Linked DNA regions of Homo sapiens: all the other regions are linked to region 1. Evidence: chromatin loops called from intact Hi-C (ENCODE). Cell type or tissue: endothelial cell of umbilical vein. All regions are shown on one strand.

The links. Hi-C counts contacts between places; a loop is a spot of excess contacts. Peaks named below come from ENCODE experiments on the same cell type or tissue, not always from the same donor. Only the 100,000 strongest peaks of a DNase experiment are listed, where the experiment ranks them.
Region 2: a loop joins it to region 1, with 17 times the contacts of the local background. A loop is called at or near these places in 66 of 110 quality-filtered maps.
Region 3: it touches region 1 in a loop (7-fold over the local background); 61 of 110 quality-filtered maps call a loop at or near these places.

What each region holds. Positions count from the first base shown.
Region 1 is chr16:75,196,184-75,204,183 of GRCh38, forward strand. CTRB2 (chymotrypsinogen B2) reads right to left here. Exons shown (of 7, transcript NM_001025200.4): 7 at 7,920-8,000. The coding sequence ends at 7,978. Among named protein-coding and RNA genes, the nearest start is that of CTRB2, 7.0 kb to the right of the region's middle. RefSeq lists enhancers at 1,629-2,129, 3,168-3,462, 5,314-5,393. In endothelial cell of umbilical vein, a CTCF peak has its summit at 3,327 (motif pointing right); a DNase peak (open chromatin) is centred at 3,338; H3K27me3 peaks cover 468 bases.
Region 2 is chr16:75,399,035-75,407,034 of GRCh38, forward strand. The region is part of intron 4 of CFDP1 (craniofacial development protein 1); the gene reads right to left. Among named protein-coding and RNA genes, the nearest start is that of CFDP1, 30 kb to the right of the region's middle. In endothelial cell of umbilical vein, a CTCF peak has its summit at 4,060 (motif pointing left); DNase peaks (open chromatin) are centred at 3,337 and 4,027; H3K27ac peaks cover 1,796 bases.
Region 3 is chr16:75,382,007-75,390,006 of GRCh38, forward strand. The region is part of intron 5 of CFDP1 (craniofacial development protein 1); the gene reads right to left. Among named protein-coding and RNA genes, the nearest start is that of CFDP1, 47 kb to the right of the region's middle. In endothelial cell of umbilical vein, a CTCF peak has its summit at 3,738 (motif pointing left); a DNase peak (open chromatin) is centred at 3,685; H3K27ac peaks cover 358 bases.

The DNA of each region.
Region 1 (8,000 bases):
GGCAGCACCAGCCTCAGGTCAAGGGAAAAGCAGCCCGAGACAAACTTCCGGTGCCACAGAAAGCCAGATGGTTTCATGGAGGCCACCCAGCCCCCGTCACCCATCATGACTCTGCTTGCACAGTTTGAGCAATGCCATTGGTTTTGCCCGTGTGACCAACTCTTAGGCATCTCCATAGGGCCACAGGGCAGGCCCCCAGCTGTCGGCATTGCCTGGTCTTATGATCTCAGGCTCCCAGCACCCTCACTGCCCAGCAGCCTGTTCCATAGCAGCATCTCCCACCTTCTCCCTGACTTCTAGAGGGGAGCACCCCATGAGCTTAGCTGTGCCTGCCCTCTCACCAGCATGGTCACATTCCTGCTTTCGTAGACGAATGAATCTTCCGGGCCTTCCCATGGGCGTTCTGCCTCACAGGGCTTGTCCACACAACTGCCCACCTCTGAGCCTTTTAACGCCTCTTTCCACCATCTTATAGCAGCGCCAGCACCTCTCCTTTGCTTAGTGTGCTCTGCCTTCTGCCTGCTTCTAGGAGCCATCCGGCAGCACGGTGGCCCATTCCCTAGGGTCCTGAGCAAGGCATTAAGTCCTGTATCCTAGGAGAGTCCTCCCGAACTGATACCCCCACCTTTCTCCAGCTTCATGGGCTTTCCCCTTGGTTCAGCTCTCTCAGCACCCAGTTCTCATCACGTGTGCCCCGTCCCTGCAAGCGCTTTTTGGCTCCATTCTGCAGCTCCCTTGGTACAAGGTCCTTTTCCTCTCTTACCAGGCCTGGTGCCATCATGGCCAGGACTGGAAAGGAGAGAGATGCTGGGGTTAATGTCCTGCAGGAGGGAAGCCTCCGTCTCCTGTGAGGAAGGTACTCTCGCCCCGGTGGGAAGAGTGGGGCCACTTCTGTGCACTCCGGGCTTACGGGCTCGGGGGATTTGAGGTTTTGGGAGTACATCAACCCAGATGTCTGCATCTCATGCATCAGAGCCCTGCATCTGGCACAGCAGCCTGTCTAGGTGGAGCATTTAACCTTCTTGGGAGCTTGGCTGATCTTACAACTAAATCCTGGGTCTAGTCCTCAGCTTTCTCTACCTTGCAGCTGCAAGAGATAAAAACCTCTTTATGTGTTCCTAAGGTGGCTTTCACCCTTAGCTGTTAATTGCCTGTTAATCATTCTCAGCTTTTGTCATTTCCCAAAGTCTTTGTGTTTAGCAGCAACCACCTAGTTTAACTGTGGTTTTTGGGTTTGTGAGACAGGGTCTTGCTCTGTCACCCAGGCTGAAGTGCAGCGGCATCATCACAGCTCACTGCAACCTCGACCTCCCAGGCTCAAGAGATCCTTCTGCCTCAGCCTCCCAAGTAGCAGGGACTACACCACCACACCTGGCTAATTTTTATTTTTTATGGGGACGTGGGTCTTGCTATGTTGCCCAAGCTGGTCTTGAACTCTTAGGCTCCAGCAATTCTCTTACCTCAGCCTCCCAAAGTGCTGGGATTGCAGGCGCGAGCCGCTGCTCCTGGCCCTACGTTCTATAGGTATTCTCTCCCCTCATACCTCAAACTCCTGACACAGGGCACCCACTAGTGGATAGTGTTCCCCAGAATACCATTGCATTTCATCAGCAGTGGAAGCTTTCACAACCTCATTGCTACCGTGTGCCCGACCTATCTACGCTTCCTCTACCAACCATGAAGAGGTCCTCACTGCCAGCCTGGTAGTCAGCAGTCCAGCTCCAGAATCCCACCTCAGCATCCGCATTTTGCAGCTCACTCCCGGCACACACGATCATAGCTGGAGCTCCCCACAGGAAGTAGACTCTGAGATAAAGATGACCACACAGAAGTTTACTGGTACCCCAGGAGCAATACCTTTGGAACCGAAGACTCGTAGGGGTAGGGAAAGAGCAATGTTGGGCAGAGGAAGATAGAGCCTCAACATCGTCCCAAGTTTGGGTGAAAAGACTGGACCTTTAAAAAACCCTACTGACCAATCACTGGATGCAGCTGCCCAGAAAGGAGGCAGGACCCGAGGTCAAGATGATGCTCTTCAGCTGAGGAAACTCCCAAAGAGGACGGCAGCTGCGGACTGTCTGCTGTCCACAGCAGCGCGTGGGGAGGTCGGCCTGCAGTCCTGGAGGGAATCTGGGTGGCTAATCACGCAACCACTAGATTAGGTACAGATGCAGGCTGGTCCGAGACAGGATTCTCTTGCGACTGCTCCAGACGTTTCTGTTAGTAGAAAGCCAGATCACCCGATGGGCGGGGAGAGGCGCGTGCACTGTTTAACGTGGTCTAACTCAGACCAAGGGTGGGGGAACCCCCGCCCGAGGAGGAATCTGTTTTTAAGCTGAGATTAAATCAAGTGCGACCCCTGATTAAACTCAGCCTTTTGCTTAACTGTACTTGTCAATATAACACATAATTGGAAGCTTTTAAGCATATTTGGGACAATTTGGGTGTGAGTCTACCTTTTCAACTGTAAGTTTTACAAGATGTAAATGCAGATCGAGTATTTCTCATGAAAATGTAGCATCCAGGTGGAGATGTGATGGAAGTGCAAATTACACACTAGGTTTGAAAGAGTGTAAGAGTGTAAAATATATCATTAATAATTTTAAAATACTGATTACATGTTGAAATATGTAGATATATTGGGTTAAATAAAATATATTATTAAAATTCTTTTTTCTTTTTTTTTTTTTTTTGAGACGGAGTCTTGCTCTGTCGCCCAGGCTGGAGTGCAGTGGCGAGATCTCAGCTCACTGTAAGCTCCGCCTCCCGGGTTCATGCTATTCTCCTGCCTCCGCCTCCTGAGTAGCTGGGACTACAGGTGCCCGCCACCACACCCGGCTAATTGTTTTGTATTTTTAGTAGAGACGGGGTTTCATCGTGGTTTCATCGTGTTAGCCAGGATGGTCTCATCTCCTGACCTCGTGATCCGCCTGTCTCGGCCCCCTAAAGTGCTGGGATTACAGGCGTGAGCCACCGCGCCAGTCCCTCTTTTTTTTTTTTTTTTTTTTAAGAGACAGGGTCTCACCACCACACCCAGCTAATTTTTGCATTTTTTTTTTGTAGAGAAGAGGGTCTCACTATGTTGCCCAGACTGGTCTCGAACTCCTGGGCTCAAGCGATCCGCCCGCCTCAGCCTCCCAAAGGTGCTGGGATTACAGGCGTGAGCCACCGTGCCCGGCCTCTTTTTACTTTTTCAGTAGGGCTACCAGAAAATTTAAAATCATCCATTTGGCTCGCCTTGTATTTCTTTTGTATTTCTTTGAAACAACGCTGGGTTAGGAACAGTAAGGCATAGCTATATGCAGTTTTCATATTGGCCACCAGGTGGCAGCCTTATACCGGGTGGTTTTCAGACTCTTGGGAGGCCGGTGGGTGGAGCGGGGGACAGACGCAGATTTCACCAGCAAGTGAAAAAGTCCCTTAGCCAGGTTTGTGCTTGCTATTCCATTTTTATATTACTTACGCCTCACATTTATTTGTATGTAGATGGTTGTTGACATAATAAAATACATGTAATTTCCTCTGTGTTTAAGAGCAGTTCTCCCTCACTGAGCTGGGAGTTTCCTTAAGAAACCTGGCTCTTAATTATATAGAGAGAGACTGGGCGCGGTGGCTCTAATTATATATAGAGACACCCAGCGCGGTGGCTCACACCTGTAATCCCAGCACTTTGGGAGGCCGAGGTGGGTGGATCGCCTGAGGTCAGGAGTTCGAGACCAGCTTGACCAACATGGTGAAATACATGTCTCCACTAAAAATACAAAAATTAGCTGGGCATGGTGGCATGCACCTGTAATCCCAGCAACTCAGGAGGCTGAGGCAGGAGAATTGCTTGAACCTGGGAGGAAGAGGTTGCAGTGAGCTGAGATTGCACCACTGCACTCCAGCCTGGGCAACAGAGTAAGACTCCATCTCAAAAAAAGAAAAAAAAATACACACACACACACACAGAGAAAGACAGGGTGACAGGGTCTTGCTCTGTCACCCATGCTGCAGTGCAGTGGTGTGATCATAGCTCACTGCAGCCTCGAACTCCTGGGCTCAAGTGATCCTCATGCCCCAGCCTCCTGAGCAGCACATTACAGGTGCCACCCGCTGCACCCAGCTACTTTTTCTTTTTTTTAAAGGAGTCTCACTATGTTGCCCAGGCTAGTCTCAAACTCCTGGCCTCAAACAATCCACCCGCCTCTGCTTTTTTTTTTTTTTTTGAGACAGTCTCACTCTGTTGCCCAGGCAAGAGTGCAGTGGCACCATCTTGGCTCATTGCAACCTCTTGCCTCCTGGGTTCAAGCAATTCTTGTGCCTCTGCCTCCTGCGTAGCTGGGATTACAGGCATGTGCCACCACGCCTGGCTAATTTTTGTATTTTTGGTAGAGATGGGGGTTTCACCATGTTGGCCAGGCTGGACTCGAACTCCTGACCTCAGATGATCCGCCTGCCTCTGCCTCCCAAAGTGCTGGGATTACAGGTGTGAGCCCCTGCGCCCGGCCGGCTTGATACTATTTTTAATAGTCGACTTTGGATCCCACTCCTGTGCCCAAGCTCTCTCTCATTTTGCTTTTCCCCTCTTCACACATCCATTCTCCAAGTTAATTTCTCTTCATGTCCTTATAATTAAATTCCATCTATAACCTTAATTCCAACCTATTAGACGCATCATCAGAACGGCTGACAGTGCACGGGCAGAGAAAGGTATTAGGAAAGCCAGTGAAGTAGAAAATGCAGGAGGGAGCCCATTCCATTCCTGCCAAGATGCCGGGTTAGTGTGGAATGTTGGCTGCCCCCCAGGACCAGCCATGATAGATTTTTTTTAGATGGAGTCTCACTCTGTCACCAGGCTGGAGTGCAGTGGCAAGATCTCGCCTCACTGCAACCTCTGCCTCCTGGGTTCAAGCGATTCTCCTGCCTCAGCCTCCTGAGTAGCTGGGACTACAGACACCCACTACCACACCTGGCTAATTTTTGTATTTTAATAGCAATGGGGTTTCACCATGTTGGCCAGGATGGTCTCAATTTCCTGACCTCATGATCTGCCCTCCTCGGCCCCCAAAAGTGCTAGGATTACAGGCGTAAGCCACCATTCCCAGCCCATGATGGATCTTTAGAGGGAAACATCAAGAGACAGGAAGACCTGGGAGAAGAAGCAAAGATCGGAACCTGTGGTTACGTGGGGAGGCTAGAGCTGTGGCCCAAGGCAGAAGGCTGTGAACTCGGCTGTGCAAGGAAAAAACAGGAAGTGAGCACCAGGGTTCTGCTCTGCTTCCGACCCAGCTCCAGGGCTTTGGGGCAATGGGTGCCTGCCCCTGGCCTGCAGGTGCCCTCAGGATAAAGTGGGTCATGCCGAGGCACTGTACAGGGGAGGAAATGAAAAAGACTTAGAACTATAAAGTGTGTATCAAATTGCAATAAAAAAGGCCAGGTGTGGTGGCTCACACCTGTAATCTCAGCACTTTAGGAAGCCGAGGTAGGTGGATCAGTTGAGGTCAGGAGTTTGAGACCAGCCTGGCCAACATGGTGAAACCCTGTTCTTACTAAAAATACAAAAATTAGCCAGGCATGGTGGTGGACACCTGTAATCCCAGCTATTTGGGAGGCTGAGGAGGGAGAATCACTTGAACTCAGGAGAGGTTGCAGTGAGCAGAAATCATGCCACTGCATTCTAGTCTGAGCATAAGAGCAAGACTCCATCTCAAAAAAAAAAAAAAAAAAAATACAATGAAAGCAGTGTTTGGAGGAAAGCTTGCCTCCTGAAATACTTTTATGAGAAAAGAACACACTGAAAATTACTGAGCTGAGTATCTAAATTTGTGATGTTAAAAAATCACAAATGGATACATACAGATTAGGAAGCCAGCATTACCCTGATACAAAAGCCAGATAAAAACATCAGAAGAAAATTACCAACCAGTATCTCTCATGAATATAGATGCAAAAACCTTCAATAAAGTACTAGCAAACTGAACCCGACAGCATATTAAAAGGATTATACACCATGATGAAGTGGGAGTTATCCCAGCATGCCAAGCGCTATAGGAAATAACAAGAAAATCCATCAGCGTAATATGCATTAATTGAATGAAAGGGGAAAATCACGTGATCACTTAAATTGATGCAGAAAAGGCCTTTGACAAGATCCAACACCCTTCATGATAAAAAGCACTCAGAGGCTGGGCGCGGTGGCTCACGCCTAATCCCAGCACTTGAGGACGCCGAGGCGGGTGGATCACCTGAGGTCAGGAGTTTGAGACCAACCTGACCAACATGGTGAAACCTCCTCTCTACTAAAAATACAAAAAATAGCTGGGTGTGGGGGCTCACGCCTACAATGCCAGCTACTGAAGAGGCTAAAGCAGGAGAATCTCTTGAACCCAGGAGGTGGAGGTTGCAGTGAGCCGAGAAAGCGCCATTGCACTCCAGCCTGGGCAACAAGAGCAAAACTCCATCTCAAAAAAAAAATAATAAAATAAGTTAGCCGGGCATGGTAGCATAGGCCTGTACTCCAAGCTACCTGGGAGGCCGAGACACGAGACTCACTTGAACCTGAGAGATGGATGTTACAGTGAGCTGAGAGCGAACCTCTGCACTCCTGCCTGGGCAAGAAAGCAAGACTCTAAAAAAGACTGTCTAAGAACCCCATGCAGGCTGAGTCAAGGAAACTAAGAAACTAAGCATCTTGGTAAACCAACGAAAATCAAAGGTAAAATCTTAAAAGCATCCAAAGAAAATCCATTAAACCTTTTTAAAAAGCAACAGTAAATCACTGACTTCTCCACGAATCAACAGAAGCCAGGAGACACTGAAACACCTTCCAAGTCCAAATATCCATGTACATACCCACATGCACGTCTCAACAAAAATTATTTTTCAGAGTGACAGGCAACTTTTACAAGATCAAAATGAATAAATATCTTTTCAGACAGTGGAACAACAGGAGAATTTTCTCCAACAAAATTTTCACTGCATTAAAGGAAAGACTAAAAGTTTCCAGAGAGAGAGAGACCGCCAATCCGGACACATCCTGGGAAAGGAACCGGCCCCCTCCATGGCCTGGCCGAAGTGATGGAAGCTGAGCGTGAGGAAGCCTCAAGATCTAACTGCAGAGGCCGAGCGCGGTGGCTCATGCCTATGATCCCAGCACTTTCGGAGGCCGAGGCAGGCAGATCACCTGAGGTCAGGAATTTGAGACCAGTCTGAACAACATAGTGAAACCCCATCTCTACTGAAAATACAACAATTAGCCGGGCGTGGTAGTGAGTGCCTATAATCCCAGTTACTTGAGAGGCTGAGGCAGAAGAATGGCTTGAACCCAGGAGGCAGAGGTTGCCGTGAGCCAAGATGTCACTGCACTCCAGCCTAGGCAGCAGAACAAGACTCTGTCTCAAAAAAAAAAAAAAAAAAAAAAAAAAAAGTCTAACTGCAGGGTCACAGAAAATGCAGAGAGGGAGGCGGGGAAGAGTGTGGGAGCTGAGAGGACAGTGGCGCCAGCTCCCAGCAGTGGATGCAGAAGGTGTGAGGGGCTGGGGTCTGACGGGGGAGGGGGTGATGCTTGCATGCACATTCCTGAGCACTGGACATGGGGGACTAAAGGCAGAGAAAGGCACCTGGAGTGTGTGGGTCAGCAGTGGTCCCAGTGACAACTCCAGGGGGCTATGGATTGCAGAGCCTGGCCAAGGACTGCTGCCTTCCAGAAAGCCCCACGGGTCAAGCTAGCTTCAGCAGGTAGGGCCTAAATTCTAAACCCAGGGTGGAGCCGTGAGCAGGCAAGAGATATGAAGACCTCAGCTTCCTGAGAAGGCTGGGTTGCCAACATTAACTGCAGCCTGGAAAGGGAACGGTAGTGCTGCCCCTTTGTGGGTGACAAGGACAACTTCAAGCCCACCTCCCCTGGGCCACACAGACACAGGCAGTGCAGTCAGGGCTTCTAAACAGATGCATTTAATGGGAAATCTTAAGGCAGGGGTGGCAGGAGCTGCGGGCTCAGTTGGCGGCCAGGATCTTCT
Region 2 (8,000 bases), 200 kb after region 1:
AGACAGAGCGAGACTCCGTCTCAAAAAAAAAAAAAAAAAAAAAAAGAAAACCTGTGAAGTGGTTCCACACTTAGCCACTGTCTGATTACAACTGTACAAGAGACCCTGAGTAAGAACTGCCTAGCTGAGCCCAGCCACCCCTGGAACCAAGAGAAATTATAATAAAACAATTATTTTTTAAAGCCACTAAATTTTGAGGTGCTTTCTTACACTGTTGTAAAAATAACCAAAATAAACCCACATCCAAATCTCAGGCTTAATGCAGGGTTCTGGAGTACTAAACTAGAAAGGGTACCTTTAAATTTCCTTGCTCTGGGTAGAATCTGGGGCAGACCAGCTAATGAAGAACAAGTAGAAACTGCCACTTACATATAGTAATCTGAACACATGCTTTATTCCAGTCCTGCCAAAACCCTACTAAATAGTGGCAAATAAATTTAAAAAGATGAAACTACACAAGGATAATGAGAAGAAGTATAACAGAAAAGGGATGCCAACAGAATTTTCTTCTTCTTTTTTTTTGTTTTAAAGACAGAGTCTCACCATGTTGCCTGGGCTGGATTCAAACTCCTGGGCTCAAGTGGTCCTCCTGCCTTGGCCTCCCAGTGCTGGGATTACAGGCATGAGCCACTGCGCCCAGCCCAAATTTTCTGACAGTAGAAAGCAGCCAGGTGCAGTAGCTCGGGCCTGTAATTCCAGCACTTTGGGAGGCCAAGGGCGGGAGGATTACTTGAGCCCTGGGCAACATGGCAAGACCCTAACTCTACAAAAAATTTTTTAAAATCGGCTGGGCGTGGTGGCTCACGCCTGTAACCCCAGCATTTTGGGAGGCCAAGGCAGGCGGATCACCTGAGGTTGGGAGTTCGAGACCAGCCTGATCAACATGGAGAAACCCCATCTCTATCAAAAATACAAAATTAGCCAGTGGTGGTGGCACATGCCTGTAATCCCAGCTGCTTGGGAGGCTGAGGCAGCAGAATCGCTTGAACCCAGGAGGTGGAGGTTGCGGTGAGCCGAGATCGTGCCATTGCACTCCAGCCTGGGCAACAAGAGCAAAACTCCATCTCAAAAAAAAAAAAAAAAAAAGGAAAAAAAAAATCAGCCAGGCATCATGGCGTGCACCTGTAGTCCTAGATGCTTGGGAGGCTGAAGCAGAAGGATCGCTTGAAGCCAGGAGTTCAAGGTTACAGTGAGCTATTATCGTGGAACTATACAGCCTAGGCAACAGAGTGAGACCCTGTCTCAAAACAAAAAACAAAACAAAACAAAAAAGAAGGTAGAAAGCAAGTAGACAAGTAATAACTGGCTTTGGTTTTTGTTTTCTCTGATCTCCTAAGCCTACAGCCATGTGGAATGGCCAAAAACAGGCAAGCCAATGTGTACTAAAGTACCCTAGAAAGGCTCATTAAATTGAGACACCAGGAACCTTTCGAGGTAGAGGAAAGGAATAGGGCTAAAACCAGTTGGAATTATCCATCAGGAGCAGCTAGGCCCCAGATCCCCTTCAGCAGCACCTCATACCACAGGCTACTGCTCTACCCCATCCCCAATCCAGCAGAACCCATTACTCTGGAGAAATGAAAACCACGGAAGTTCCAGACTCAAAAGGCATGGCTGAAGTCCATTCTGAGAAAAGAGGAATTATATGAAAATCTATGTATTCATTCTTCCTTTGCCAGAGCAACCCTGAAGCCTAGGTGTTCTGTACAACTGAGTTACAAGATGGAGTGCTACGAAACTCATATTGGACTTTATACCAGTAAGAAATAATGTACTGTATTATGCTACTGAGTTGCTGAGTTTGTTACCTCAGCCTAGACTGCCCTGGCCTGTCATATCAATTCTACTAATATGAATCTCATAAAAACAGAAAATAGGGGGAAGTTGTCAACAATAACAGAAAATGTCCTAGAAGTGAAGGATAGGCTTCCATAAAAAAGAGCCACAGAACACTGGATGCAGCTAATTTAAAAGCATCCAGCTTGACACAGTGGCTCACACCTGTAATCCCAGCACTTTGGGAGGCCGAGGTGGGCAGATAGTGAGGTCAGGAGTTCCAGACCAGCCTGGCAACATGGTGAAACCCTGTCTCTATTAAGAAATACAAAAATTGGCTGGGCGCAGTGGCTCACGCATGTAATCCCAGCACTTTGGGAGGCCGAGGTGGGTGGATCATGAGGTCAGGAAATCAAGACCATGCTGGCTAATACAGTGAAACCCCGTCTCTACTAAAAATACAAAATATTAGCCAGGCTTGGTGGCGAGCGCCTGTAGTCCCTGCTACTCGGGAGGCTGAGGCAGGAGAATGGCGTGAACCAGGGAGATGGAGCTTGCAGTGAGCCAAGATTGCACCACTGCACTCCACCCTGGGCAACAAAGTTAAGACTCCGTCTCAAAAAAAAAAAAAAAAAAAAAATTAGCTGGGCGTGGTAGCAGGTGCCTGTAATCCCAGCTGCTTGGGAGACTGAGCCAGGAGATTCGTTTGAACCCAGGAGGCAGAGGTTTCAGTGAGCTGAGATAGCGCCACTACACTCCAGTCTGGGCGACAAGGTGCGACTCCGTCTCAGAAAAATAAAAAAAAGATTCACATCAAGGCAAATCACTGTGAAGTTTCAGAATGCTGGTGATAGAGAAGATGAAATCAAATGGCCTAAGTGATAGCTTAAGGAAAAGTAGCCTCTAGGTAATGCATGTTTGGTTTTGTTTTTTACTACCTTCATGGAAATGACAAGCCTGGAAAGAGTCACCTGAGACAATTAGGTCAACATTTGCTGAAAAGCAACCTAGATCCAAGCACTGTTAGATGTTGAACATATAAAAAAAAATATGGCATGGCCTTTGCTCTTAAGGAGCTCACAGTTCAGCAGAACAGCCAACCATGAAAGCAAGTCATTGTAATACATGATATATAGTAAGTGGCATAAAAGCAGCATGGAAAAAGTATAAACTGTGGGAGTATCTCTCAAAATTTCTTAGTGCCAAAGTCCTATCTATATTCACTAGGAAACACTGGTATATTTATCTCAGGAACTTTAGTAATTGACACCAAGTAATATTACAGATTACTCTTCATTGACAGTATGCCTAGAACAACTCCACTTTTAACAAGCAATAAGGGATTCAAGTATCAAAATATCTTCAAGCAGGAGAACAGTTAAATTATAGACCACCTCTAACGCACAAGAGGGAACTCTGACAGGAAAAGGCCTATTATTAGTAATAGTTAATTCAAGTGTTCTCAACAGAAATTCCATTTTAACTTTATTTTCACTTGCTCAGAACTTCCTGAAAGTCTTTAATTGGGCAGAAACTTTCCATGACTGGCTTTTTCCAAAAGGTGAATCATTTAGGAAAGTCTGAGCTAACTGGCTCAGCTGGTTATGTGATAGGGCAGAATACAAAATACTATATTCCCCCATTCCCCTAGGTTAATAAGCTAAACATTTTTCAAGTAGGGACAAAAACAAAATGAAATGATCAAAGCCCAAAATTTAACATTAAAATACAGTTAGAAAACTGAAGACTAACTTTGTGCTAACACTACCTTACACTTAGACCTACAAATTCCTTCCTGTCATCACCAGCTCTTCTCACATTTCTTGAAGATGTAGTAATGCTCTTAACTTGATACAGAGAGAAAAAGGAGAATAATGACATGAAGAAATTAAAAGATATGCTCAAATCCATACAACAAATTTGTATCTGTTATCAATGAAAATTCAGATCTCGTAAGTCCCCTTATGAGAATTCCTTATAATGCCTAAATTTAAGTATAAATAAATTAAGTTTAAAAAAATCCTGTCAACATGCCCACTATTAACAGGGTTTTTGTTTTCTTTAGGGGAAGGGAGTTACAGAACTTTCACTTTTCATGTTATATATATTATATATCTCTGTAACATGATTTTTAAAGTAATAAGCATGTATCATTTTGAAATATAAAATGTATGTGACAGTATGTAATTCATATGAAAAAAGGGCTTCCATACTCATTTCTTTGTTTTGTTTTTTATAGACATGGTGCTGCCCTCTTCTGACAAATTGAGAAAACAGCAGACGCCCTGAATACCCATCAAGGACATTTAAAATTACCATCCACTTGTTTTCAAAAATGAAATAGGAAATTTGCAGCACACAACTATAATAGTATTTACTAACAAGTCCACAACACTTAATTTGACCGAAAATTTATGACTTTTTTTGAGACAGGGTCTCACTCTGTCACCCAGGCTGGAGTTCAGTGGCACGATCTCAGCACACAGCAACCTCTGCCTCCTGGTCTCAAGGGACACTCCTACTTCAGCCTCCTGAGTAGCTGGGACTACAGACACACACCACAATGACTGGCTAATTTTTATATTTTTTGTAGAAATGGAGTTTCTCCATGTTGCCCAGGCTGGTCTTCAACTCCAGTACTCAAGCAGTCCTCCTGCCTCAGCCTCCCAAAGTGCCGGGATTACAGGCATGTGCCACTGCGCCTGGCCTAATGACTTCTTACAGCAACAGTTATTTACCAGCTTTTTGTACACTCTATGTGAGGGCCACTAGTGAAGTTATAAATAAATCTTTCTTAGTCTGCATAACACATAGAAAATAATTCAAGCCAAAAAAGACTTCAAAAAACTTTTAAACCTATATTCCTAACGGTACATTAACATACTTTCTATATTATTTTTATAGGACTTTCAAACTATTAAAAGTTTATACTGTCAGCGTTCTGCTGGTCCCCTACTGGATGTACAACTCAACAGCTTCCAGAATAATTTCAGGCAGTAAAATATATTACTAATTCATATCATCAATAATTATTTATGGGGCCAGGCATGGTGGCTCACACCTGTAATCCCAGCACTTTGGGAGGCCGAAGTGGGCGTATCATTTGAGGTCAGGAGTTGGAGACCAGCCTGGCCAACATGATGAAACCCTGTCTTTACTAAAAATAAAAAACTTGGCCGGGTGCAGTGGCAGGTGCCTGTAATCCCAGCTACTCGGGAGGCTAAGGCAGGAGAATCGCTTGAACCCAGGAGGCGGAGGTTGCAGTGAGCTGAGATCGCACCACTGCACTCCAGCCTGGGCAACAGAGTAAGACCGTGTCTCAAAATAATAATAGTAATTATTATTATTATTTATGGAACCCGAAAACAACTAATTACCAAGGAAAAGGTTGCCTTACAATGAAGAATTCTGGAAGGTACTGTCATTTTTCTTTTTTTTTTTTTGAGACGGAGTCTTGCTCTGTTGCCCAGGCTGGAGTGCAGTGGCACGATCTCGGCTCACTGCAAGCTCCGCCTCCCGGGTTCACGCCATTGTCCTGCCTCAGCCTCCTACAGGCACCCGCCACTGCACCCAGCTAATTTTTTGTATTTTTAGTAGAGAACGGGTTTCACCGTGTTAGCCAGGATGGTCTCGATCTCCTGACCCCATGATCCGCCTGCCTCGGCCTCCCAAAGTGCTGGGAATACAGGCATGAGCCACCGCGCCCGGCCGCAAAGGTACTGTCTTAAGATACTGGTGGCCTAACTTATCCCCATCAATGCTGAGTCTCTTGATGGATGAGAAGCACCATCAATGTAGTATTTTTGTCTAACATAATTAATGTGAAGCTCATCATAAACAATGCAGCAATCCAAATTGAGGGACATTATGCAATACAAATGGCCTGGACTCTTAAAAAAAAAAAAGCTTAAAACCAATGCTGTGAAATACAGAAAAGGCATGAAAAACAGTTCTAAGTACAAGGAGTTTAAAAAGACCAAATGCAAAATCAACAGCAACAACAAAAGACCAATTATGGTTTTCATCTTAGATTGGATCTTAGAGGTGGCTCCATAGCACAACGGATAGCGCGCTGGACTTCTAGACTGGATTTTAGATTGAACAAGAAATACAGCTATAAAGTACATTATTGGGATAACTGGGGAAAAACTGAATGGAATCATTTGTATATAGTGCTATTCAAGTTTTGACTGCAAAACTACCTGTTATTGGTCCAAGATGAGATGGGCACAGAAATTGTGAGTATTTAGAAACTTGTTCAGCAATTTGACAATGTCACAATACTCAAGACATGAGCAGTGGGCCCTTCCATTAAACAGAGTATAAATTCAGTTAGGCCAGATTTGCAAGGTGAGTCACATGTGATATGAATTATCAGTCACACGCAGTAGGACATTACAATGTGTGTGATACTTCAGAATTATCTTGTCAACTAAAGCCCAAAAATGTAATAAAATGTAAGCATTTATTTTTATAACTTATTTTTACAATCATTTTAATTGTTACTCAATTGTAATTTTTAAAATTTATACAGGTGCCAGGCATGATGACTCATGTCTGTAATCCCAACACTTTGGGAGGCCAAGCAGGCAGATGCTTGAGCCCAGGAGTTTGACACCAGGCTGGATAAACCCATCTATACAAAAAACACAAGAGGCCTGGTGTGGTGGCTCATGCCTGTAATCCTAGCACTTTGGGAGGCTGAGGCGGGCAGATCATATGAGGTCAGGAGTTCCAGACCAGCCTGACCAACAAGGTGAAACCTCGTCTCTACTAAAAATACAAAAAAAATTTAGCCAGGCATGGTGGTGCGTGCCTGTAGTCCAGCTACTCAGGAAGCTGAGGCAGGAGAACTGCTTGAACCAAGGAGGTAAAGTTGCAGTGAGCTGAGATTGTGTCATTGCACTCCAGCCTGGGTGACAGAGTGAGACTCCATCTCAAAAAAAAAAAAAAAACAAATGAGCCAGGCGTGGTGGTATGCACCTGCAGTCCTAGCTGCTAAGGAGGCTGAGGTGAGAGGACTGCCTGAGCCCAGGAGGCAGGGACTGCAGTGAGCCAAGACTGCGCCACTGCACTCCAGCCTGGGTGACAGAGCAAAACCCCGTCTCCAAAAAAAAAAAGAAAAAAGAAAAAAAAAATTTATGTAGATGGTCAGACATGGTGGCTCACACCTGTAATCCCAGCACTTTGGGAGGCCAAAGCAGGAGGATCACTTGAGGACAAGAGGTCAGGACCACCTTGGGCAACACAGCAAGACCCCATCTCTACAAAAAAATAAAATAGGCCAGGTGCAGTGGCTCATACCTGTAATCCCAACACTTTGGGAGGCTAAGGCAGGAGGATCACTTGAGCCCAGGAGTTCAAGACCAGCCTAAGCAACATAGGGAGACCTCGTCTCTAAAAAAATAAAAACGAATTAGCTAGGCATGGGTGACCAATGCCTATATTCCCAGGTATCAGGGAGGCTGAGGTGAAAGGATTTCTTCAGCCTGGGAGATCATGGCTGTAGTGGGCCATGAGGGAGCCACTACACTCCAGCCTGGGCAACAGAGTGAGACCCTGTCTCAAAAAAATTAAATAAATAAAATATTAAAAATAAACAAACAAATAGGCAGGGTGCGGTGGCTCATACCTGTAATCCCAGCACTTTGGGAGGCCAAGGTGGGTGGGTCATGAGGTCACAAGTTCAATATCAGCCCAGCCAACATGGTGAAACCCCATCTCTACTCAAAATATAAAAAATAGCTGGGCGTGGTGGCACGCACCTGTAATCCCAGCTACTCGGGAGGCTGAGGCAGGAGAATGGTCTGAACCCCGGAGGCATAGGTTGTGATGAGCCGAGATTGCGCCACTGCACTCCAGGCTGGGTTGATAGAGCGAGACTCCAACTCAAAAAATAAAAATAAATAAAATAAATAAAAATAAACAAATAGGCCAGGCATGGTAACTCATGCCTGTAATCCCAGCACTTTGGGAGGCCGAGGCGGGAGCATCACTTGAGGTCAGGAGTTTGAAATCAGCCTGGTCAACATGGTGACCATCTCTACTAAAAATACAAAAATTAGCCAGGCGTGGTGGCAGATGCCTGTAATCCCAACTACTCGAGAGACTGAGGCAGGAGAATCGCCTGAACCTGGGAGGCGGAGGTTGCAGTGAGCTGAGATCACGCCACTGTACTCCAGCTTGGGTGACAGAGACTCCATCTCAAATAAACAAATAAACAA
Region 3 (8,000 bases), 190 kb after region 1:
ACAGGAGGCTGAGGTGGGAAGATCACTTGAGCCAGAATGCAGAGGTTGTAGTGAGCTGAGATCTTGCCACTGCACTCCAGCCTGGGCAACAGGAGTGAAACCCCTGTCTCAAAAAAGAAAAAAAAAAAAAAAGCTCAGAGGCATACCAGTCTTACTGAGAAGGGGTATTCTGAGATAGAGTACCATAATTAGATGACATACTATATTGGGATAGAGTTGTGTTCCATTTTCCACTGCCAACTAATTTCCTGAGTGATTGATAAAATATAAGGAAAATAAAAGTCTTTGTCACAGACCTTCCCTAGTATCCCTCGAAAACACTGATCCTTTGCTTTCATTATGGTGTTAGAAGTTCTACTTCAAAGGGTTTAAAAAATATATTCTATAAAGACAGATAGATACTTCATAATCTAAGCCTTTACACAGCTGAAATTCTGCCTGGCTTAGGCTTGCAGGATACTGTGAAACACACAGCTGATCCAAGTTAGCCCAATAGGAAAGCTGGTTTCACCACCTCAAGACAGAGAAATTGAGGTCAGACTGGTCTAACACAGGCTAAATCAGCGTGCCCTTTTGAAATGGTATCAAAAATTTGGATTTAGTTAACCCCACAGCACAACACAGAAACATGGCTGAAAAGCAGACGTGATGCTTGTGGTTACTGTTCTAAAGGAAACTTTTCCTCCAAGTTTTGCTTTGAAGCAAGTAACGCTATACAAGAGACCAAGATCAAGAGCATTTTTGTACATGATATTCCTTGGATCTTCCTAATTCTCACCTCTGGCCAAACAAGTCATGTCATGCTCTATTTGACTGTGGGGGAAAACTCTTCTCCTTTTGTTTCCACTTCCTACAGGCACATCATCTCACAAGCAGCTAGGACTAAAAGATCTCAGTTTAAAGCAGAAGCCAATGCAAAGCATGAGTTTTTCCTACACATTCTCAAATTAGCAACTACTGAAATTGTACTACATTTCAAATTCAAGGAAATGCTAATAATCAAAAGGTTATGTTTTATGGTCTTAAGCATCCAGAATTACTAGGTCTAAAGATGAATGTTTGATTAGAATCTTCCATATCCTCAATGATGGGAAAATATTGGCCTAGCTTTAAATTATTTCAGCTTAAATTTATCATAGGTTTGCTTGGGTAACAGGGTTGTGGCAGAATCCAAAATTCAAGTAACTGAGTATAGTTAAGTGCTGGACTTCAGACCAGCCTGATTTTCAATCCTTGACCAAAATAATTAGAAGACAGCTGCTCAGCCTCTCCCAAAAGAAAAATTCCTCAATCCAAATTAAAGTATTTATCTAATATGAATCTTTCTGTACAGTCAGAACCCTTCAGGAAATAGCAGCAAGTTGCCTTTTTAAGAACTTTAATCAGAACATAAAAATCGCTTAGTGCTATGATTAGGATGAATGACATTCTTCCCTGATGTTAAAACATTTTGAGATAGTACTTTCCAACACAAAGAACCTAAGAGTGAAGCAGCACACAGCATTTGCAAAGGATCAATAAGATACAGCCCCAGCGAGGCGCTGTGGCTCTCACCTGTAATCCCAGCACTTTGGGAGGCCGAGGTGGGCGGATCATGAGGTCAAGTGATCGAGACCATCCTTGCCAATATGGTGAAACCCTGCCTCTACTAAAAATACAAAAATTAGCCGGGCATGGTGGTGGGCGCCTTTAGTCCCAGCTACTCGGGAAGCTGAGGCAGGAGAATTGCTTGGACCTGGGAGGTGGAGGTTGCAGTAAGCCGAGATCGTGCCACTGCACTCTAGCCTGGCAAAAGAGCGAGACTCCGTCTTAAAAAAAAAAAAAAAAAAAAGATACAGCCCCAAATTTGGCTCACAATTTATCTCAGTGTTTATAAAATCTAGATTTTTTTACCTGATCTCTTAAATGACTGAAGATTAATTAACTTTGATAATTTGATACAATATGGAAACTACCTACAGGTAATATGCAAACCTTAATTTATTCATTCCGTAACATTTGACAAATACACAAAATAATATTAGTTTAATAAAAAGTCTGTTTTGGTAACAGTTTTCAAAAGAGGAAAAATTTTGGCTGGGCGCAGTGGCTCACATCTGTAATCCTAGCACTTTGTGAGGCTGAGGTGGGCAGATCACCTGAGGTCAGGAGAGCAGCCTGGCCAACAAGGCGAAACCCCATCTCTACTAAAAATACAAAAATTAGCCAGGCATGGTGGCACATGCCTGTAATCCCAGCTACTTGGGAGGCTAAGGCAGGAGAATTCCTTGAACCCAGGAGGTGGAGGTTGCAGTGAGCCGAGCGAGATAGCACCACTGCACTCTAGCCTGGGCGACAGAGTGAGACTCCATCTCAAAAAAAAGAGAAAGAAAAGAGGAAAAATTTTAAACCACCACACAAACCAGCAGGTTATAAAGATACAGTTACTACAATGATCGTGGAGAAATGCAGATAAATACATATTGGTAAATGTATGGAAACTGGTCTTCTCACATAATACTGGCATGACTTCAAATTGCTTCTGCCTATTTAGCAGCAGCTATTAGAATTTAAGATGCACATACCCAATGACCCAGCAATCCCACTTCTAAAATTCTGTCCTTCAGAAATAACAGTATGAGAACATAAAAAACATATGTGTAAGGATTATCACAGATTATTAATAACTGTAAAATTTGGAAAACTGTAAATGTTCATCAATAAGAGAAGGTGCACTCAAATTATGGAAGTCACAAAATGGAATACCAGGCAGGCATAAAAAAAATACAGATGTTTATATTGAACCTGGAGAGATGCCCAAGATAGACTGTTAAGTAAAAATACAAGTTGCAAGAAGAAACTAAAACTATATATATATATATATATATATATATATATATATATATATATATATTGCAGACCAGTACAGACAGGGTAAGTCCACTTTTGTTTTAAGTATCTACGAATGCAATACATATATATGTATACAATATATATGTATATATTGTTTTCCCTGATCATTGATTTTAACTTATTCTTAATTTATTTTTAAATAAACCTTGATAGGTATTGCAGGTACAGAGTAAATAGATTAGAAATTGAATAAGGAAAATAATTTTTAAAAGATTTTCCCATGAATACTTGGAATATTTTGAATCTATTAAAGGCAATTTCATTCACATTCTTGATTCAAAGATATTATTCCAGGCCAAGGTAGTAACTGACGTAAGTATGAATGGAGAATCTTGTGACTAATATTAATATATATGAATACAATATATTATCATAGCACAGGGAAGGATCTGCACAAAACTGATCATCAGTTAACAGCTATCAGCTTCTAGGGATGACAATTAACAATTGGAAAGGCAGAAAGGAACTTTCACTGCCTTCTCTCCGAAAAAAATTTAAGTGGTGGGACTACAGGTCATTTTTACTTTCTTATTTGTAATTTAAAACAACAACAACAACAGCAACAACAAAGTTTTTGTATCCCAAGGAAAAAAATGAAAGAAGAAAAATCATTTCTCTTTCTAAGCACAATAGTAGAGTTGAAAAAAAAAATTCTAATAAAAGAAAAAAGTAGAAACTGCATAGTACATAGAAATATCATACCAAGAGACGAATCTAATAAGGCAAAGAAAAATGTACAAGACTCTTTTACCCAATCTTAAGAATGCTGCTTAATGCTTTCTGGGATCTTGCCAAAGACGAGCTATCTTTTCAGGTGGAATTCTGCCCTCTAGTGTACAGTAAAAGAAGTTAAAGACCTATGAAGCAATAATAAATTACTGTTTTAAAGTTAACCAAAATATATTCACTTCATTCCTAGAGTATCATAATCATCTTCTTAAATGAAGGTCTTCGTTTCCTTGCTCCCAAATCAATTTATATTATCATACTAAGTAAACTGTATGACTACCATAACTTCACATACCTATTCCATTCTTCCCTACACATCCAAGAAGCACCTAAAGCATTTAACTTGACTCATTTTTCACACCAGGACAATTTGGCACAACCAAGGGTATAGGAATACGGCAAAATAAAGTTTTAAAAGTCTGTGATCCTAGCAAACCACCATGGCACATGGATTCCTATGTAACAAACCTGCATGTTCTGCACATGTATCCCGGAACTTAAAGTAAAATTAAAAAAAAAAAGTTTGTGATCCTGATAGACATCTGGCTCTTAAAATCATACATGTTTGAAACTTGTTGGCACTATAATTTGAGGCTAAGAGCAAAGGAAAAAGGCTGCTATGTGTAAATAAAGTTCATCTCTTCATAGAATTTTCTAAGAACACTAGAATTTATTTAACTCCAGGCAACCTTGAAAATCACTATAGATAATTCCTAGGTTCAGAGTATTTGTTGTAGGTATTCAATCCGAACTGACAGAGGTTACATCATCCTGGTGACCACAAATGAAAAAAGTTTTTGCTTTGAAAACTTTTTGGCCGGGCACAGTGGCTCACGCCTGTAATCCCAGCACTTTGGGAGGCCCAGGCAGGTGGATTGCTTGAGGTCAGGAGTTTGAGACCAGCCTGGTCAACATGGTGAAACCCTGTCTCTACTAAAAATACAAAAATTAGCCGGGCGTGGTGGCAGGCTCCTGTAATTCCAGCTACTTGGGAGGCTGAGGCAGGAGCATCACTTGAACCTGGGAGGCGAAGGCTGCAGTGAGCCGAGATCCCGACACTGCACTCCAGCCTGGGCAACAGAGTGAGACTCCGTCTCAAAAAAAAAGAGAAACCTTCTCTCTGTTTAGAGTCTCATTTAGATGCTCAGATTGGCAAGGACTTTATTTCATGACCCGAATTGTCAGATATCCTCTTCCCTCCCAAAAGGATATCACTAGACTCTCCATTCATACTTATCTCAGTTACTAGCTTAGCCTGGAATAATAGCTTTGAATCAACAATGTGAATGAAATTGCCTTTAATAGATTGAAAATACTCCAAATATTCAAGGGAAAATCTTTTAAAAACTATTTTCCTTATTCAATTTCTAATCTATTTACTCTGTACCTGCAATACCTATAAAGGCTTATTTTAAAACAAATTAAGAATAAGTTAAAAACAAATGAAGCACGGTATTAGCATCCACTGAAGAACATGAAGGTGAAAGTCAGGTACAGGGTATTCTTTTCTTTCTTTTTTTTTTTTTTTTTGAGACGGAGTCTCGCTCTTGTTGCCCAGGCTGGAGTGCAGTGGCGCAATCTCGGCTCACTGCAAGCTCCGCCTCCCGGGCTCACGCCATTCTCGTGCCTCAGCCTCCGCAGTACCTGGGACTACAGGCGCCCACCACCACGCCCGGAGAATTTTTTGTTTTTTTAGTGGAGACGGGGGTTTCACCGTGTTAGCCAGGATGGTCTCGATCTCCTGACCTCGTGATCCACCCGCCTCGGCCTCCCAAAGTGCTGGGATTACAGGCGTGAGCCACTGCGCCCGGCCAGGGTATTCTTGCTTCTACACAAACCATGTCATTCTGGAGCTGATAAGTAAGACAACACCAGTACCACCAGAGCTGCCAAAATCAATCATTTCCATTGTCACCACTAGTTCCTGAAACATCCTATTAAAAGCTATCTCTAGCTAGTCCTATCCTGGAACAAATGGCCACCAGAAGAAATGCACTTGACACAAGCTGGGCAATGATACTCCTACCTGGCTCTCCATCAACATATAAGTTGTCCACAATGTAGGATTCATACCTCAGTAGGAAATGATTACCCTCTGGAAACAGTAATAGCCATTATTCCCCACATCACATCTTGTCCACAGCTTCACTGTTGCTGCTGACAGGTATCAATGTACAAACATACCTGGAACTTATTTTTTAAAATGTGCTAGACCTTCACTTTCTTGAGACAGGAATGAAACAAAAGTATAGAAAATGGTTATATTAATGAGGAAAAGCTTACAAAGGAAAAATGGGGAAACAGCCCTCTCACTTTCTTCAAAAATAACAAAATAGCTTTCAAAGAGTCCCACATCAGTTATGAAATTGAGGAGAGACTCTTTTAACAAAAAAACATCTATCAGGAGAATAAGAGCGAGCAGTGGCAATGGCAAAGTGGCTGAGAGCCCAGGCTTTGGTCTCAAATAGATTTGGGCTGGAATCCGAGTTCGACCAATCATCAACTATGTAACTTCAACAAGTTAAGGACGCCTCTCTGAACCTCAGTGTCCTGATCTGTGAAATGGGCACAAAGTTAGTGCCTACTCTTGGAATGTTTATGTGGGTTAAGTGAAATAATACATGTAAAACATTTAGCATTGTGCCTTAAATGTGGTGAAGCAGCCAATAAATAGACATTATTTATTCTTTATAAAAGGGTAAAGAATATTTAACCTGTAGTCTGAGAAGATAGTATGTTTGGTATTTAATCTAGAGAACAAATTGTTTCCAAAATGAAATTAACATGGTCATCAAAGGGAAACATGTTACCCTAGAGTGGGAAAAGCAGTTGCCTACAGGAACCATGCAGGTAATATAAATGAGTAAAGCCACTGAGTAGGGACCACAAAAGGGCAAACCCCATCTACTCTGTGCCACCCCAGTGTTACCATAGATGAAGAGGGAAGGTAGTGGCAGAAATTTTCATTTCTCAAGAAAAGCCAGTAATCCAGATTTTTATGTCAACTTTCTAGAGTTTTAAATATTGGCCAAATGAGGAGACTGGGAGAGATCACACCATTAACTGCTCAGACAGGAAGACTCTGCTGAACAAACCAAAGATTGCTGGTTACTGACTACATACACTGAATTCTGGCAAACTACAATGGTCAGCATTACTGTCTTCTCAGTCCTTAGTCTGAGTCTTTTATCTTCAGGATGGTACTGTGAGGGATTCTGTGTCTTCTATCTTTGGGGAAAACACTGCTACACTGACATCACCTATGATGTTGTTTGATACTCAACATTAAGGCCTTTTTTTTTTTTTTCCACTCCATAGATCAAGAAAACAAGGCTAAAACTACATGGGAAAATGATGTCTTTCCCTCTTAAGTTATATTGCTTTAGGTCATTCTCAATCTATAAAGAGGCAGCTAAACAGTAGGCCCTTAATTAAACAAGTCAATGCGTAAGGGTAGGATTACAAATTTTAATGACACTAATGGTGGCCCGCTGTTGGAATAAATAGTAAATGTTGGCTTGAAAATAGGTAGCAAATGTGGGGTTGAAGCCTGGCCAGCCAGATACCAGCAAATGCTGAGAAAACTGGATGCAAGTAGCTAACAGTACTGGTAGTAAGGACTGGGGAGTGAGGGAAGAGGCGGATCAAGAGCATGGAATGACAAGACCATGAGAATTTAGACACATTAAGCTTTGTACTTTACTACCAAATGTAGGAGAGTAATTTTTGTAGTTTGATTCCTGCCTCTAATTAAAGTAGGGCTTATTCCATTCCCAAAACATAAACTTTGGCTTTTTATAGCCTAAGCAGTGTGCTATTTTAAACACATGGAGGAAATGCATTTTTAGTTACAAACATTTGCTCCTCTAAATCTGTTCTTATTTCTGAATCTGTGCTTATCTTATCAAAAGATGTGGGACAGGATGTTTTACTCTCCTGCTCTGGTTTTCCTGTATTGCTTAAATCTGTTTAGAGAGAGGAAAATAAACAAATAAAGTGTTTCTGCAAGACAATTTCTATAAACTGAAGCAGCTCCCAAAATGAAAAAAGTCTGTGGGAAAAAAACTTGACTGTGTTAATTTTCTTTTAAAATATTAGATTATTCCTATAGATCCTTCCCTTGAAAAGACTTTCTATACTCTGCAAATGGAGTCTGCTGACAGATACTAATATTTGCACGGATAAAATGTGCCCACTCAGATACCCCAGATCAGCTGAATTCCTCTTGGACCCGTCTTTTCCCAAGCACAATTGTAACTGTAAAGCTTTTTGAGATGCATTTCATAAAAATGAGCATACCAACCTTGAAAGTCATTCTGGATCTACTCAGAAATCCAAGGTTCACAGTATCATAATTAAACACGTACATTTTCACGTAC